Linked DNA regions of Mus musculus: region 2 is linked to region 1. A link is a contact called in ENCODE Hi-C or POLR2A ChIA-PET data. All regions are on one chromosome and are shown on one strand. The core of a region is the stretch at or near the end of the contact, and the rest is flanking DNA. Distances in the headings are between cores, read along the strand shown. Region 1 has its middle 16 kb from the start of A530095I07Rik. Region 2 holds the start of Nsun2 (NOL1/NOP2/Sun domain family member 2).

Evidence for each region. A loop is a pair of places that touch in the nucleus more often than their neighbours do. ChIA-PET counts read pairs that join two places held with the same protein, here RNA polymerase II (POLR2A).
Region 2: a loop to region 1 is called in a map of left cerebral cortex, with 2.9 times the contacts of the local background. The contact joins the promoter of Nsun2 here to the enhancer-like site in region 1. A Hi-C loop is called at or near these places in 18 of 37 maps with a recorded cell type or tissue (CH12.LX, Patski, T-helper 1 cell and 5 more). POLR2A ChIA-PET finds 5 or more read pairs at or near these places in 4 of 5 experiments (Patski and embryonic stem cell).

The regions. Positions count from the first base shown.
Region 1 is chr13:69,558,624-69,561,462 of GRCm38, reverse strand. No RefSeq gene overlaps it. Among named protein-coding and RNA genes, the nearest start is that of A530095I07Rik, 16 kb to the right of the region's middle. Within about 2 kb of position 1,530, at least 1 of the 3 ENCODE cell types and tissues checked has a DNase peak (open chromatin) inside an H3K27ac peak, as active enhancers do; it is left cerebral cortex, where a contact is called at or near this core.
Region 2 is chr13:69,610,711-69,613,632 of GRCm38, reverse strand. It overlaps Nsun2 (NOL1/NOP2/Sun domain family member 2), which reads right to left and starts at 1,617. Exons shown (of 19, transcript NM_145354.5): 1 at 1,445-1,617; 2 at 1,175-1,332; 3 at 591-695. The coding sequence starts at 1,540. Srd5a1 (steroid 5 alpha-reductase 1) reads left to right here and starts at 2,170. Exons shown (of 5, transcript NM_175283.3): 1 at 2,170-2,666. The coding sequence starts at 2,386.

The DNA of each region.
Region 1 (2,839 bases), core at 281-2,780:
ATATGGTAGATGGTCTCACACACAACATGCAGACAAAACACCACACACAAAAAAGAGATGGCTCAGTGGTTAAGAGCACTGACTGATCTTCCAAAGGTCCTGAGTTCAATTCCCAGCATCCGCATGGTGGCACACAACCATCTGTAATGAGATCTGATGCCCTCTTCTGGTATATCTGAAGACAGCTATAGTGTACTCATATACATAAAATAAATAAATAAATCTTTAAAAGAAAAAAAAAGGAAATACTTAAAAGCATAAATTTGAATCGGACTTGGGCTCCTACAAACCAACAAGACTTCGGAACTTATATTTACAGAACAACCAGTACGTAAATGTCTAGAGAAACTTTACTGAAAATCAGCCATGGAAGCCAGTGAGACGGCTCAGCAGGCAGAGGTGATTGACATCAGCCTGACAACCTGAGTTCCAACCCCAGGACAACACATGGCAGAAGAAGAGAACCAATTCCTACAAGTTCTCTTCTGATCTCCATATGTATACAGTGGCAACCAAGTGCCTTGTCATACCCCAACCCATGCACAATAAATAGTGAATGCAGTAAAGGAGAAGAAGAAGAAGAAGAAGAAGAAGAAGAAGAAGAAGAAGAAGAAGAAGAAGAAGAAGAAGAAGAAGAAGAAGAAGAAGAAGAAGAAGAAGAAGAGGGAGGAGGAGGAGGAGGAGGAAAGTAGAAAGGAGAATAAAGAAAACCTTAGCTTGCTTATTTATTTATTTATTTATTTATTTATTTATTTATTTATTTATTTATTTACTTAGAGACTGGGTATTGGGTCTTTCTCTGTAGTCCAGACTGGTCAATAATTTACAATTTTTCTACCTCAGCCTCCAAAGCAGCGGGGAAAACAGGCATGTGCTACCATGATCAGCTAAGAAAGCCACTTAAATGCTGTTATTATATACGTATGTCTGTATGATGTGTATGTTTCAGAACCTCTCATTTGTCAAAGTCAGATGATAGCTTTTGGAAGTCTTTTCTCTCATCCCACTGTGCATCTGGGGGTTGAATTCACATCATCAGGGTTGTGTGGTGAGCGCCTTTGCCTTCTGAACCCAGAGAAACATATTTTAAATTTAAATTTTGTTTTGAGACTGGCTCTCAATAGCCATTAAGACTAGACTGTAAATCTCTTGGTAGACAAGGCTGGCCTCCAACTCGCACATCCCTGTGCACGCAGCAAATGTCAAGTGTGCTGGTCTACAGTATCAGAGGCCACACTGGTCCTCTGCAGAGCAAGCATTTTAGTGTTTGATCCAGACTCACCATTGGAACTGAGGTACCACTTGGATTTAAGATAGAGATCATCAAGGAAAGGACAAATGATAAGTTTGGTGACAAAGGCTATGGAATGGCCAAAATGAAGTTCTGAATAGTTAGCAGCTGGTCCTACCACATTGTCATCCACTGGAGAACCCAAGAAAGAAAGCAGAACTCAGGCACTGGACGCTGTTTATGGCTGAACAGATTGCCGGTCTCCACGAGGCTTAGTACTGACTGTGTTTCTTTCCTTTCACATGCCCTGCCTGCCCTGACTTGTCCACTCATAAAGTTTCTCACTGTGCCAGGAGCACTGCTAGGATTGGAGAGTGTAAGAGGGAGCTGGGCAGATAAGCCCTGTGTGCTCCGAGCCCCGAGCACCAGGGGAGAACGCTGCCATCGAGTGTTTACACAGATAAGGGTCTTGCAAAGTGGCTACACACGCATTTTGTAAGGCCTTTCTCCCACAGGGCCAGCATGTATTTAGCAGGGCAGATGTACAGGGGACAAGAGTAATGCCCAGCCTTCTGAGAACTAGACAATGGCTTTGAAGCGAGGCTAATCTTTGGAAATAATAGTGCTACTGTTTGAGTGCTGAGAGAGAGAGAGAGAGAGAGAGAGAGAGAGAGAGAGAGAGAGAGAGAGAGAGAGAGGCTTGTGTTGTGCACGTGGAAAATGTGGATTGGCCTAAATCCCACAGTGGGTCCCGCTGGCCGCGGACTCACTGTGCGATTCTTGTTCAGAGCCTCACGATAGCAACTGGAATACACACAGCCAGCAACTGGGAGACCACACGTGCTGCTCCTGGCACTGCTGTGTGTGCTGGCTCAATGGAAAGGGACAAGTGGATGTCTTCAAATTTTTACTTCCATCTAAATTAAGAAAGCAGAAGTAATAGGGCAGTCAGGGGTGGCTTGCAGAGAATCCCGAGCATTTCTGGCGCCTTTGAGCCGCTCATTCTTTCTCTGTAACTTGAACAGAACTACATTCACATTTAACTTACCCATAGGGTCTTCTCAGAAGTCATGTGGGGGAAGGAGTTGCAGAGACAAAGTTTAGAGCTAAGACGAAAGGATGGACCATCCAGAGACTGCCTCACCTGGGGGTCCGTCCCATAATCAGCCACCAAATGCAGACACTATTGCATACGTCAGCAAGATTTTGCTGAAAGGACCCTGATATAGCTGTCTCCTGTGAGGCTTTCCCAGTGCCTGGCAAATATAGAAGGGGATGCTCACAGTCATCTATAGGATGGAACACAGGGTCCCCAATGAAGGAGCTAGAGAAAGCACCCAAGGAGCCGGAGGGTTCTGCGACGCTATAGGTGGAACAACAATATGAACTAATCAGTACCCCCAGAGCTTCTGTCTCTTGCTGCATATGTATCAGAAGATGGCCTAGTCAGCCATCATTGGGAAGAGAGGACCCTTGGTATTACAAACTTTATATGCCCCAGTACAGGGGAAAGCCAGGGCCAAGAAGTGGGAGTGAGTGGGTAGGGGAGCGGGGGAGGGGGGAGGGTATAGGGGATTTTTGGGATAGCATTTGAAATGTAAATGAAGA
Region 2 (2,922 bases), core at 368-2,867, 52 kb before region 1:
GTGGTTAAGAGCACTGGCTGCTCTTCCAGACCAGAGGTCCTGCGTTGAATTCTCAGCAACCACATGGTAATGGGATCCAGTGCCCTCTTCTGATGTGCCTGAAGACAGCCTCCCTGCACTCGTATACATACATACATAAATCTAATAAGGCAGATGATGCTGGTACATGGATTTAATCCACCCAGCAGAGGCAGGTGGATCTGAGTTTGAGACTAACCTTGTCTACAGGTTTCAGAACACCCAGAAATCCTGTCTCGGAAAACAGACAAACAGATGCTTGAAAAATACATCCAGGGACTAGGTACACGGCTCAGCAGTTAAGAGTACTGTCTGCTCTCTCCCTCCCAGAGGTCCTTCCCAGCAACCACATGGTGGCTCACAACCATCTGTAATGAGTCCTGTAATGCCTTCTGGTGTGTCTGAATACAGTGTACTTATATATAATAAACACGTAAATCTTTATAAGAAGAAAAAAAAAGGAAAGTACAACCAAGCTCTTTAAGCCGACAGTGACTTTAGAGCTGAGAAGTGCATTAAAGGGGGTTGGGGACCTAAGAAACACCCAGCACGAGGAAGCATTCTGTACCCACCAGCTTAGTGGTTGTGGAACTTCAACTTTCTGTCCATCTACTTCCAGGTCCTCCAACTCCTTAAAGTACTTGTTCTTCAAGCAATGGAGAATCTCTTTGGCATGGCTATGGAAAAAAAAAAAAAAGCAAGTTTCACAGTCATCTAAGAAGGTGAGTTGGTAAGATTTAATAGCTTTAAGATTGCCAAGTGTTTTAAACGTAAAACCAGTTCTGAGAAGACGTTCCATAAGCGCTCCGGGGTGTGCAGACTTTTTAACACCTAGGCCCTGTTAACATCTAAGAAAGCAACACCATCAATTTTCTAACTCCCTCCAGTTCACTGTTCTGTTGGACACACCTTACAAATAAGGTAAAAGCAATACTGCATTTTGTCACAGCTTCAGTTTTTAATTGCCACGAGTCTTGCGGACAACGTACTTTGACGTGCAAGAGAGGCAAAGATTCCTGCTGCTCTGATGGTCCCCCATAGGACCCAAGTCTTTCCCGGGTCGCGTTTTCTATTCATATTCTAATGTCCCACCGAGGACGTTCCTGTGCACTACAGCCCCCAAGTCCACACCTCAGAAAAGACACAGCAAACGTACCTTTTGTACCCAGTGATTCTCAGTGTGGCTGGGAGAGGTTCTCGGAGTGACTCCATGAATTGGTCCCATTCTCCCTCTGGCACGATCTTGAGTTCCTGATAGTAGTGCTCGAAGAGCTTGTTCTCCTTTACGATCTCGGGATAGCCACCTTCCCAGCCCTGCCAGGAAAGCGACAGGTGAGCAAGCTCCGACCGACACCCGCGAACCCGGCCCACGAGCAAGCTCCGCACGCGCGAGCCCACCAGACACCCCTCTCGTCCCCGCGCCTACCGCCTGGCCTCGCTTTCTGCCGCCGTCGCTGGCGTCTTCCTCGCCCTCAGGCTGCGGCGGCTGCTGGAACCGCCGGCCCCGCGCCCGCCGCCCCATGGCCCACGCGGCTGCACACGCGGAGCGCACACAGCGACCCACCAAACCGCACGCACGCTGCACTTCCGGCTGCATCCCGAGGACCCCGCGGCTGGGTCCTAGCAGAGGCAGTCAAAAAATATGCCTGAAAGACACAACATGCTCCCGCCGAGAACTCACGCAAAAAAAAGGGTGGTATTCCTATAGAGAACGTGTTTCCTCAAATCAACCTTAAACGCCACTGAGCGTGAATCTCCCCGTCTTACACAGAGACTCAGGCACCTGCATGGACGACCTGATCGTAGCGCGTGCGCAGAGAGTCATGGAGTGTTGTCCGATCTGTCGCTGTCCGGGTTAGACTGTGGAGGGGCGTGGTTGCAAGTTAGGCGGGGCGGAGCGAGAGTCTGTTTCGAGCGAAGAGGCGGGGTCTTTGCTGTGTAGGCGGGACTTTGTGGGTGATGCGAGGCTCTGGTGCTCCGCTGTGGCGCTGAGGGGGCGGAGCTCCGGCAGAACTTTTCGCGAGCCAAAGGAGCTCTCAGCCAATGTGTGTAGCGCTCCAAGATCGGGCGGGGCTCTGAGGAGCGGGGCTCGAGACTAAGGCGCCCTCCCCCCGAAGAGGCGTGGCTCCCTGTGTGGGCGGGGTTTTACCCAATCGTTCTCTCGTTTGGATTACGGGCGGGAGGGTATCTTCTGGTGGTGCTAGCCTGTGCTCCTGTCTCCGCCCGAGCAGGTGGCTCGCCCCTCCCCTGGGCAGGTACACCCTGCTGGAGCGCTGGCCCTTGTGGGCTGCTCTGCGCCCTCCTCCTGAGCTTATATGTGGCTCCACTTGGACATCCGAGCATGGAGCACGCTGCTCGACCTCAGCTATGGAGTTGGATGAGTTGCGCCTACTGGATGCGCTAGTCTACCTGGAGGGTTTCCTGGCTTTCGTGGCCTTCGTGGGGCTCCAGATGGTGGGCTCTTCCTACGGCCGCTACTCCTCGCAGTGGTCCGGCCGCCGAGTGCCCGCGCGACCTGCCTGGTTCCTACAGGAGCTGCCTTCAATGGCCTGGCCGCTGTACGAGTGCATCCGTCCTGCAGCCGCCCGACTGGGCAACCTGCCTAACCGCGTCCTGCTAGCTATGTTTCTGATCCACTACGTGCAAAGGTAATGGTCTTCCCTCCTGCGCTTGCTCCCGAGGACCCGCGGCTCAGAGACTTAATTCCGAAATACAAAGGATTGTCTAGAAAGGGAGGTAGAAAGGACCGCACAGAAGCGGTGGAAGTTCGTGTCTGGTCAGGGATAGTGGCACAGTGGTCCGGATTTCTTCCCTGCCCATCTGCAGACTCCGCCCTAAGGAGTATCTGCGATGCCATCCAAGCTGCATTTCTACTGTTTCCCCCTTGGGGAATCTATCCCTGGT